Linked DNA regions of Homo sapiens: all the other regions are linked to region 2. Evidence: chromatin contacts called from ENCODE Hi-C data. All regions are on one chromosome and are shown on one strand. The core of a region is the stretch at or near the end of the contact, and the rest is flanking DNA. Distances in the headings are between cores, read along the strand shown.

Region 1 (4,178 bases), core at 120-2,619, 640 kb before region 2:
TCTCAAGGAACTAGTGTTCCTTGGCATACTTTGGAAAACAGCTTGCAAAGCAATAATCAGACAAGTACCTACGGGGCGTTCACTGTGTGCTACATTAGCCTGACTACTTTGCATCTTTTAACTACTGTTAAAGACCCCCCAGGAAGTCACTGTTCTTAAGTCCATTTTACAGTTTGGGAACCCAAGGCTTAACAAAAGGAACCAAAGGAAGACTATAGAGATGGGGTTAGGGTGAAAAGAACCATGAAGACATCTGGGCACTAGTAAGAAGCAAGAGGAAGACATAGTGCTACCTGGTGAAAGCTGCCGTCAGGGTGGAGCTGTGGCCTTGGCCAGAGCTGCCAGGCCAAAGCAGAGATGGGGCAGAGAAGAAATATGACAACTTCTCACTCTTTCCCACATGCGATCTGTTAGGTGTCTCCCATTGGCTGAACAAGCAGAAGCCAGCCAGCCCATGAGGGAGCCCAATGATACAACATTCAGGGGTCACAGAGCAAGGAAGAAAGAATGGGTAATAGATCCGGGAGTAGGATGAGAACAGAGGGACAGTGAATAACCAGAAAAAGAACCAACATTAATTAAAAATCTATCATGTGCTTCGCTTGTTTCCAGGGTGTTAGGAATTCAGACATGCTACAGACCTAGCTCCTGCCCTTCAAAGAACCCATATTCTGGAAAGGAGAGTCCAGCTTGAACAAGTAAATGCAGCCAAGTGTTACAGAGTAACTGTATCTTAGAAATTAAGCTGATATTCGTGATCCAAAATAGCAGATTTCTGGCAGCAAGACTATATTCTCTAGATCAAGGGTCAGCAGAGCCAGATAGTAAATATTTTAGATTTGTGCACCATAAGGTCTCTGAGGCAAATGCACCACTCTATAATCACACAACTGTGCCGTCGTAGTGTAAAAGCAGCCAAAGACAATATGTAAATGAATGTGCATGACTATGTTGTAATAAAACTTTATTTACAAAAACAGGTGTTGGGCTGAATTTGGCCCATAGTTTGCCAACCCTTTCAAACAGAAATAACCTTAAAGAAATATCTGAGAGATACCCAGAAACAGGGATCTGTAGCACTGGTAACTCATGGTATGAAACCACAGAACTATCACTGGAATTAATATAGTAGTCACGAGCAATTTGTTTATTGTCTTTTATGAGAAAAGAGAGGTAGGTTTGGATGTTAGAGATTGGGGAAAAGGGGATATTTGCTGTGGAAATGATTTTCAGCAGATGGTAGGTACTTTGGGAAAGGTGGCTAAACTAGAGCCATCCTCCTCCTGTCTTACATCAGCTTACTCAGTACTAACCCTGTACAAAAAGGAAGTAAAACAGAGCACATCTGTATCATCAGCTTTCAATGATGTTCTTCCATGGTGCACTGTGACAGCACATTAGAAGGTGCCGGAGTTTTTATATGACTGCTTTGCCGTGAGATTAAATAGTGGTTTCAGTTTCCAGTAGGTTTCATAAGTATCTCTTTCAGCTGTTAAATTACTTTTAGTAATGTGCACACTAGAAAAAGAAAGAAAGAAATATCCATTCTGAACAACTGGGTGTCATGACAGAAAACAGAGCAGATGGTTTTGTGGACATGGCACCAAGTGAACCTGTAGCTGGTTACAGCAGAAGGATATGTTTAACCCAGAGGAGAGGGCTCTCACCAGGTCTTAACAGTTGAAGCTTTTAAGAGATTATTATTTTACTTTGAATTGATTTTTGTTATTCACCAGAAACCAAAGGTGGCAAGCGAGAATCTCTACTAAAATAACTATACTTGCTAACTTTGGGTCTTTGTTGGGGCTTTGGGGTATCAGAACAATGAAATAACAGGCACTGTGAGGCTTTTCCTCCTGTTCTGTTCTCCTCTCCTAGCTATATTTCAGAACATCTTATCTCAAGATAGTTGGCCAAAAGGAACCTGTACACAGAACAACCTCATTTTTCCCAAGTGCCTCTTCGGACCCAGGACACAATGATTTTAAAATTTCTTTTCAGGCAGACGCTCTAAAGAGAGCTATGCTGTTCAATAAGGTAGCCACTAGCCACCTGTGACAACTAAGCCCTTGCAATGTGTCTTGTCCACTTCAAGAGATGCTATAAATGTAAAATACACACTATATTTTGAGAGCTTACTATGAAAAAATAATGTAAATATGTCACTAGTAATCTTTTTTTTTCTTTTACTTTTTTTTTTTTTTTTTGAGTCTTGCACTGTCGCCCAGGCTGGAGTGCAATGGTGCAATCTCGGCTCACCGCAACCTCTGCCTCCTGGGTTTAAGTGATTCTCCTGCCTCAGCCTCCCAAGTAGCTGGGACTACAGGCATGTGCCACCATGCCTGGCTAATTTTTTGTATTTTTAGTAGAGACGGGGTTTCGCTGTATTAGCCAGGATGGTCTCGATCTCCTGATCTCAAGATCCGCCCACCTCAGCCTCCCAAAGTGCTGGGATTACAGGCGTGAGCCACCGTGTGCGGCCAGTAATCACTTCTATTGATCACATGTTAAAATAATATTTTGGATATACTGGGTTAGATAAAATAGCTTACTAAAGTTAATTTCACCTGTTTTCTGTTTACATTTTCAATGTGTTAATTACAAGTTGGCTCACATTGTGTTTCTATTGAATAATGCTGCTCTAAAAGATTTTTGAAAAAAATAATCCATGTATTCCTTTGCCCAGTTTTAAGTGGACATCTACATTTTTAATCATGTTTTGAATAAATTTTGTGTTAATAAGTAAAAAATGTTAAACATGATAGGAAATGAAATAAGATGGTGATTAACTATAATTAGAAGACATATTACATATGATTTGATAAAAATCTGAAGTTTAAATCTGTGTTTAATAAAGCACAACAGTTCTAAAATAAATTATCTAAAATTTTTATGCATAGGTTTATGCAGTTTATGTCAAAAAATCTGGTAGCCTTGCCGTGCATTCCAGCTACACTTTAATGGATCAGCATCGTTAACCTTTATTAGTTTGGCTTTTCTGAATTTAGAGCATCATAACACAGGCCAAAGTACTCTATTTCTAATGCTAAGCTTCCTCTTGAACAGAACTATGTGCAAAAAGGGAAAGATCAAAAGGCTATGGCTTGAGGTTCCTTGATAGATCAATAAGGAAGCATCTCCAAAACCAATACTTTGATTTGACTCTTTAGTGCTCATAATAGGACTAGGGATGGAGGATGGGTGAAGAAGGAGATGGGCTGTTCTGATTGCTGGCTCATTCTTGGGCAGATGCATTAGGGAGTGGAGTAGTATCTAAGTTGAAGATCTGCCCCATCCCTATGTAGGTTCCCTTTAAAAAGTCTTCTCGTACCCTCAAAGGAGAGATTCACCATTTTGAAGACCACTGATTTAAGATGAGTCACTGACAGAGGCAAGAGGCCTTTTCCCTTCTTTCCTTGTTGAGCTGCCCCAGAAGCCCTGCGGTAAGGTGAAGGAAAACAATGCAACCTATAAAAGTGCTCTTGACACAGATGTTAGCTCCCAGAAGTCAGTGCAGTTGCAGAGGTGGCTCAGCACTTAGAGCATGGTGGACAAACTCCTCAAGTGGCGAGATTATTTTATTTTTTAAAGTCACTAAAATGAGATGACTGCCTAACCACATGACCCTTTGTCTAAAAAAGGCCTGCCAGGCAGTGGCTACAGTCATGTTGGGCAGATAACCTTCTCCAGATTCCTTCAGCCTTTTAGGAAGTGTCATTGGTTCAGAGCCTGTGGTGAACTAATGAAATGACTGCTCTTATCCTTTGGAAGAAGGCTCAGATGTTTACTGCAACACTGTCTGTAGGCAATTACATTTGTCAGCACTCTCAAAGGTCTAGGAGGGATACCAAAGAATTAGGACACCGATTCTGTGCCCTCCAGGATATATTCTAGTTGTGGATTGGAGAGACACCACTTTTCCTCCCCAGAGCAACCAAGCATGCATCTACACAGAAAATATAACCCTTCCCAGATGTTCCCCTCTTTGTCATTGTTGTGTAAAATAGACATAACATAAAATTTATTATTTTAACCATTTTTAAGTGCACAATTCAGTGGCATTAAGTACATTCACAATATTGTGTAACTGTCACCACTATCTATTTCTAGAACTTTTTCACCATTCCTAACAAAAACTTTGTATGCATTAAGCAATAGCTCTCCATTCCTTCCAACCC
Region 2 (4,027 bases), core at 1,072-3,571:
GGACAAAAAACCAAACACTGCATGTTCTCACTCATAGGTGGGAATTGAACAATGAGAACACATGGACACAGGAAGAGGAACATCACACTCTGGGGACTGTTGTGGGGTCGGGGGAGGGGGGAGGGATAGCATTAGGAGATATACCTAATGCTAAATGACAAGTTAATGGGTGCAACACACCAGCATTGCACATGTATACATATGTAACTAACCTGCACATTGTTCACAGGTACCCTAAAACTTAAAGTATTAAAAAAAAAAATCTACCAAAACAAGAAAAAATAAAATAAAATAAAATAAAAAAACAAAAAACCCTAAAGCTGTGCAATTAAATATTAATTTTTTTGACTTTGGAATGTCCTTTGTAATTTTTTTGTTTGTGGTAAATTTACCTTCAAACTTCACTTGGATTAATATGAAAGCAAAATGAGATGTGTATTTCCTAAATATGTATCAACAAAGCAAGAGAAAGAAAGTGGCTCCCAAGTAATTGAGAGACAAAGTGAAAAATGAAGTTGCATGTAATTTACATGCTTAGACTCAGTCCATATACGGATAATCAAAGGCAGCGAGGAGGAGAAGGAATATTGAGGAACCGCTAGTAATGCTTAAAAAAAAAACAAACAGGCCGGGCGCGGTGGCTCACGCCTGTAATCCCAGCACTTTGGGAGGCTGAGGCGGACGGATCACGAGGTCAGGAGATCGAGACCATCCTGGCTAACACAGTGAAACCCCGTCTCTACTAAAAAACACAAAAAATTAGCCGGGCGTGGTGGCGGGCGCCTGTAGTCCCAGCTACGCGGGAGGCTGAGGCAGGAGAATGGCGTGAACTCGGGAGGCGGAGCTTGCAGTGAGCCGAGATCGCGCCACTGCACTCCAGCCTGGGCGACAGAGCGAGACTCCGTCTCAAAAAAAAAAAAAAAAAAAAAGAATTTGAGTGAGAGATCAGGAGTTTTCCTGTGGTTGTAGAGAGAACCAAGAATGTTTGCCTGGAGAAGAGAAGACTTGGAAAGCCATGGTATCATTCTTCTAAAGTTTGAAGAGCCCTTGTGTAGAAGAGGAAGTTGACTCTCTTTTTTTCTCAAGGGATAAACAGGACCAATACATGAAAGCGAGAGAGAGAACAAGTTGGGCTCAACAGGAGGAAGGTCTTCTTAATTACTTGAGTGGCTCCCAAAATGGAATGGACTGACTGCTGGGTCCCTAGTTCTTGAAGGGTTCCAGCAGGAGCTGGGAGCCCATGTAAATACAATGGTATTGGGGGCAGGGAGAAATTGTTTGCAGTGCCTCTCTGATTCTCTTTAAGATTTAAACATTTTTTTACCAAGCTATAGAATTTCTATCCTTATTTTCCCTGAACATTAAAATAGACATAATGTCATTTACCACTCCCATCACATGGACTACTCCTTATTAAAATATTAAAGAAATGAAATTTGCACCTATGCTATATAGATAGATGGATAGATAGATAGAACCTTTGAATATTGAAGTTAAAGAAATATGGAGCAAACCTATTTGTTCTCAACTTTCTGAAATAACTTTAACATCAACTATGTAGGAGAAAAATCTCTAAATATATCTTTCAACTCTTTACCTTTTTTTTAAAATAATATGGACCCTCTCAAAGACATGATAGAAGTACTCAGTGTGAGTTATATGGGTCAAATCCTTCAGAAATCCTGATTTATAATAATGCATTATTAAAACTGATACTATCAAAACTTCTATTTTGAGGATCTGCATGTCATCTATGACCCTAACAGCCTCCTAAGAGATAGATATTCTTAGTATTCCCATTTTACAGAAGAGAAAATTGAGGTTCAAAGGGGTCAGGAAACTTGTTCAAGGCCACCCAGCTAAATGTAGAGCTGTCTGACTCCCCAGCCCCTGCTCTTTCCACTGTGTCATACTCTTGGCCACTTCCTGTCTTGCTTGAACAAACATAGTTCAGGCAAAACGTACAAGCAACGATGACGTGCCACTGTTACACCTCCCAATTAAAACCTATAATTTCCGAGTCTGAACTGGAAATCCTTTGGCTCTGTGCTTTTGTCTGGCCTGCTCAGGAAAATGTTTATTTTGAGATGTGCACCTCTCAGAGCGGTTGGATATTTTCGGTGGCCCATTCACACATGGGCCACATTGAACTGAAGGTATAGAGCAGTGGCTTCACCCCACAACTGCAACAGCCCCGGCCCTGCCCTGCTCCCGACTTGGGGTCTGTTTCAGTGAGGGTGTTAAGGCTATTAGTAGGTCCATGGAGACTATAAATAGAGCCCTGGGCTTCAGCCAGCTCAGTGTGTTTATGTTTTTGGGTTGCGCTGCAACTGTTGTTGGTAATTATAGACGCGTGGGTGTGCATGGGTGCTGATGAACAGTTCCTCCTCCTGGTTTCCTCTTTGCACAAGACCAACACTGGGGGTGTCTGAACTCACAATCCCATCATAAGGTCCCGTGTGTCCAGTCACTGCTGTATTTCCTGGCCAAACTGAAATGACCAGGGGGGCTGAAAGATGTCAAGGTATTCCATGTCATCATTAGGGTCACCACCTGTGTCGTCAACGCTTTCTTTAAAAGAAATAAAGTGACATCATGTTTCATAGTCTTTGCAGACAAATGAGAAAAGGATTTATGGGTCTAATTGAAATGATGATTCCTAAGGGAACCTAGTGGAATGAGGAGTACATCGAGTCCAGTAAATTGCCGTGATCTGTAATGTTAGCTCTGAAAGGGCTACATTCTCCTTTAGATGTCCCAAAGGTATGTGCAATCTTTCACCAGTGAAGAGGGTGGGGTCACCTCTTCCTGCTTTTCTTTTGAGTCTCTGGTGATCCAAGTGAAGGTGGTGGTCACAGCCTGAGGCTGCTCCCTGAGCTGACCATCGGCTACCAGAACAGTCAAGTATGTCCAATTCTAACCCATCTATTGAACTTGGGCTGTGCCAAAGAGACACCAGTAGAGTAGAAGTAGCTGATGGAAATCAGGAAAAAAATGCTGCCATCTTTTTTTTTTGAGACGGAGTCTCGCTCTGTCACCCAGGCTGGAGTGCAGTGGTGCGATCTCCGCTCACTGCAAGCTCCACCTCCTGGGTTCACGCCATTCTCCTGCCTTAGCTTTCCGAGTAGCTGGGACTACAGGCATCCGCCAGCACGTCTGGCTAATTTTTTTTTGTATTTTTAGTAGAGACGGGGTTTCACCGCATTAGCCAGGATGGTCTTGATCTCCTGACCTTGTGATCCGCCTGCCTCGGCCTCCCAAAGTGCTGGGATTATAGACGTGAGCCACTGCACCCCGCCAAATGCTGTCATCTTAAAGGTACACACTTGGGAGGACTTTCTTCTCCACTACCTAACCTTACCCTATGCCTTTGGGTGATGGTGGCAGAAAGTCAGCTGGTGGGAAAGAGAAAGTGGGAAGATTTAGGGGGTTGGTCCAATTCTATTTTACATGCCCCATCTTGTCCTACTATTGTCTTCACTTATTTAGTTCATCTGCCCTGATGACAGGCTAAGTAGGTTCAGACTGTTTAGCGGGCTGGAATAACACAGTACCTGGAGTCAAGAGAAAAATACCCAAGTGGTGGCCACCTAGGAAGTTTGACCAAAAAAAAATTTGGTGCCATTCCTCTTAACCCCAAATATGACCCCCTACGAACTGGCCCATTCAAAAGGATCAAGGAGTGGCAGATAATTCTTTACGTCCACAAGGCTGAGCACATGGTAGGTGTTCCTTAAATATTTGCTAAACTGATCTATTTGGAGTCCTTGATTTTCATGTGTTAACTCTCTTACAGCCCACACTTTCAATACTACAGATACTCCTGCCCCTAAATTATTTCATGCATACTGAGTTCAAGAGTTCATTCATTAGCTGACCGAAGAACACTGGGTGCTTTCCCATAAAGAGCTGCACAAAACTGTTCAGTTTAACAGCAGTACCATGTTGGTAATGGGAGATTCATGTAATTGTCTGAATATGTAATTGCATTTAACAAAAATGACTGGGAAACAGGGAAAGAAAGTGC
Region 3 (3,766 bases), core at 315-2,814, 670 kb before region 2:
AAAGAACCCTATGGACTGTCTACCCAGAAAACGTTTACATCCACAAAATTTGAATGACATTTGAGGACACTCATGAACAGCCCCCTCCTGAAGTTGGTCCATGAACTCCTTGTTAAGGACTGCTGGATGATTTCCTTTAAGAACACAGAACCATTATGCTGTGAAGAAGGAAAACAAGGATGATGTGTGTCTACCCGCTTGGTTGGTGGGTTTCCTCTTTCAGATTGGAGGGTTTCTTTTTTCATGAATGTGTAGGAAGGAAGGGCATGACTGTCTTATTTCATATATTTTTCTTTTATATTTTCAAATTATAAATTTTGACAACAGGAGACAATAGGTAATATTCATTCTCTACTGTCTGGACAGCATGGAAATACTACGTACAGTAATGTCTTCAGTAGTTACTTTCTCTTTAGAAAGCTCCAAGGAAGCTCACAACAGTAGGAAGTCCTACTGAAACTCCTTTTGGTAAAGTGGAGCACGTTTTGTAATGGAAACACATTTTCTATGGCTTAATTTTTATATATAGGGTTTTCATAAAATGAGACTTGCCTAAGGATTCTTTTGGAAGCCTTTTGCCTCTTTTAACAGCAATGTGTTTATTATAGGAATCAGTCTCCTGCTCACTTATAAAATATTCTAAATATTCACTTATAAATATTCTAAATATTTATAAGATTATGAGTTTTGTCTTTTAAGTAGGGAGTTCTGCATATTGTTTTTGGCCAAAATGTAGCCTGCCTCCTTGAGCATGAGTTGAAGCCCAAGATGAGAAGCCCTTTTTTTTCCCCTCTGACCAAGATCTCATCTGCCATTTACTAGATTAGGCTACTTGAAGGGAAGGAAATGAGGGCCCCCTTCTTTTAATCCAGGACATTGTTAGGTATATCATAGGTGCTCCGTAGGTATGTTGGATGAATGGATGGATGATTAGACCTTAAATCTTGTACTTGGCAGCAACATAATGTAGTGGTAAGGGACTAAAAGTCTGGCAGACATAGACTAGCACTCTGGATCCCCAATCTCTAGCTTTATGCCCTTCGGCAAGTTGTAGAGTATCAGTTTTCTCATCTGTAAAATGGGTATAATAAATCTATCTGATAGGGATACTGTAGGATTTAATAACATATAGAATCCCAGGTGCTTATGGACATTTTTCTGGTGCCATAAAGCACTTGATACATGGTAGCATTATTAAACTCTTAAGCCTTAAATCAGGATATCCTAGACTTTAGTCATTTATAAAGCAACTTTATAGTTCTTGCCATACCAATAACACTGTTTTATTATTTACTTAATTTTTCTTTAAATTAATTGCTTTTTAATTTAAAGAACTTTAAGTAGGAAATTTTATATCATCACTGTAAATGGAAAACCTGTATCACTTGCTATAATTAATGGTGAAGGTAAATATATAATCCTTAAAATAAAAAATATGTTTATCCATGTACCACCTAACATTGACTTGGGTACCGCTAGTGTATACCACAGTTAAGTCATTTCCTTTGAGGCTTTTCTCTTGGGCAACAGCCTAACCTAGGTTATCGATAGCTTTGAGACCTTCTGAGACCATGCAAGCCTCGTGTCAACAACAAGCTAGAAAGGGTTGGAACCGGTTGCGCTGAATTAATCTATAGGCTCAGAAGTGTAACTGCCACACAGATGTGAAGTCTGAAAATAACCCACCGTGCACCTGCCCTTTTCGCGTGTCAGTTACAGTGTTAACTGAGCACCAGAGGATGAAATGCTGTAGGAACAGTAAAGGCATGAATCTTACCTTCCAGATGCTCAGACTCTTATCAGTGGTTTGATACCTAGCCCCTTGATTGGGCTTGGGGACCTCAGTGTCTCAATTCTGGGCAATTTCTTTCTTTCTTTCTTTCTTTTTTTTCTGAGATGGAGTTTCACTCTTGTTGCTCAAGCTGGAGTGCAATGGTGCAATCTCGGCTCACTGCAACCTCTGCCTCCCCGGTTCAAGTGATTCTCCTGCCTCAGCCTCCCAAGTAGCTGGGATTACAGGCACTCACCACCACACCTGAATAATTTTTTGTATTTTTAGTAGAAACAGGGTTTCACCGTGTTAGCCAGGCTGGTGTCAAACTCCTGACCTCAGGTGATCCGCCAGCCTAGGCCTCCCAAAGTGCTGGGATTACAGGCGTGAGCCATCGCACCCGGCCTTCTCGGCAATTTCTGAATACAGATCTTAGCAGGGTGAGGGAAACGGTAATTGTTATTACTACCAACTGGCCCCAAACAGTTATTGCATAACGTTGCACAACTGAGTCCTGGGTAAAATGAGCTTCTTCAGAAATTGCCTCGCCAAAGGTGATTTGCCAAGGTTGAATCCTTCGGATTGTCTGCATTGGAACAACCCCCTTGCCCAAGCACTGAGCTTAAGCTAGATAAAAGGAAATAAACACTGCTTTAAAAGGGAGTGCACTTTAGCAGCACACAAAAAACAAAGGTGAAGGCTCACATCTGTGTTGCATTGCATAATTGATAAAAGCTGAAGCACCATTAGAAACAGCCTCATCATCCATACTCCTCTCCTAATCATTTAAATATGTACAGCATGTTTTAGGATGCTTGTTAATGACTCTACGGGCACGTTGGTAGTCAGAACATTACATGTGGGTTTGAGAAATAGGCCTGGATCATTTGCCAGACAATCTAATTCTGACAGTGTAGTGAAGGCCATCTTCAATTTGACTGTGCTCCACTCTGTTATGCTGTGAAAGAAAAAGATAATTCAGCTGAGCATTCTGCCGTTGGCTAGAAACACCGCAGTTCTGAATACAAATATTATGCAGGTAAATGAATCATTAAAAGAATAGAGGCATAAAATATCTGACAGATGAACTCCTAAAGTTTGGACTAGAATAAATTTTCCCATATATGAGCAGTACCTTCATCCATCGACTAACAGTGTTAGTTATCCGTTAAGTCACCAAAAAGCATTTATGGTCTTAGAGTAAATGATTGGTAATTATGACTTACAAGGCTATAAATACATGGAGGGGATTTGGTGATATCATAATAAACCACGAAAGAAACTGCAGTGGTTTTTAATGTTAGTAGAAACTTAAGAAATATTTAGAGCCGTGTTCGCAGCCCTACAGTTGTTTTTTTTCTTTTTTCTGGGAGTGTGTGATTGGTGTTTTGTCAAAATGTGCAACTCTACCAATGGACTCAACTCAACTAATGTAAATTAGGGCCAATGAGAGTGTCCGACTGAGATTAGTCCTCAATTTGTATGACATGTGTCTCAACAAATAGAAAATATTCTTAAAGAAAAATAAGATATTCCCGCATGTCTCTCTTTTTTAGTTCCCTAATTTCTGATTCCTTTCTTCTGAATGAGTTTTCTGTAAGTTAAAAAAGACAACAGTGAAAGGCCCTGTTCCTCTCAGCTTCTTAACCCCAGTTTGCCTGGTTTATCTCCTGTTTTAGATTCTAAAAAGGAAAACATTAATCATGCTTAGCCCTGGACTTTGTTTCCCTACCTGTTACCTCCTGGTCTAATGGCAGAGATACTGAAAGGGGCACAGACCCACACCAGCCAACTGACCTAGCTCATAGCCACAGGAAGAGCGGCATGTCCCTGGGGCAGTGAGAGCGAGACTGCACCCAGAACCACTGTCTCATGACACCACCCCACATCTCAATTGAAGATCCAGATGGACAGCTGACCTATATGTCTCTCCCTGACTGGACCAGCTCGGCAGAGCATCCTAGATTTGAGTAAAGAGCAACACAATTCTTTGTA

Evidence for each region. Hi-C counts contacts between places; a loop is a spot of excess contacts on that map. Pooled maps may share reads with other maps.
Region 1: a map with no recorded cell type shows a loop between it and region 2 (5-fold over the local background). The contact joins two enhancer-like sites. A Hi-C loop is called at or near these places in 5 of 37 single-sample maps with no recorded cell type and 9 of 50 pooled maps.
Region 3: a pooled map shows a loop between it and region 2 (3-fold over the local background). The contact joins two enhancer-like sites. A Hi-C loop is called at or near these places in 4 of 37 single-sample maps with no recorded cell type and 3 of 50 pooled maps.

What each region holds. Positions count from the first base shown.
Region 1 is chr10:61,986,747-61,990,924 of GRCh38, forward strand. The region is part of intron 3 of ARID5B (AT-rich interaction domain 5B); the gene reads left to right. Among named protein-coding and RNA genes, the nearest start is that of ARID5B, 87 kb to the left of the region's middle. RefSeq lists enhancers at 1-177, 177-316, 1,417-1,666. Within about 2 kb of position 1,370, at least 7 of the 41 ENCODE cell types and tissues checked have a DNase peak (open chromatin) inside an H3K27ac peak, as active enhancers do.
Region 2 is chr10:62,630,335-62,634,361 of GRCh38, forward strand. All of the region lies in intron 1 of LOC105378327 (a long non-coding RNA gene), which reads right to left. Among named protein-coding and RNA genes, the nearest start is that of ADO, 170 kb to the right of the region's middle. RefSeq lists an enhancer at 1,971-2,140. Within about 2 kb of position 2,322, at least 14 of the 41 ENCODE cell types and tissues checked have a DNase peak (open chromatin) inside an H3K27ac peak, as active enhancers do.
Region 3 is chr10:61,959,872-61,963,637 of GRCh38, forward strand. The region is part of intron 3 of ARID5B (AT-rich interaction domain 5B); the gene reads left to right. Among named protein-coding and RNA genes, the nearest start is that of ARID5B, 60 kb to the left of the region's middle. Within about 2 kb of position 1,565, at least 4 of the 41 ENCODE cell types and tissues checked have a DNase peak (open chromatin) inside an H3K27ac peak, as active enhancers do.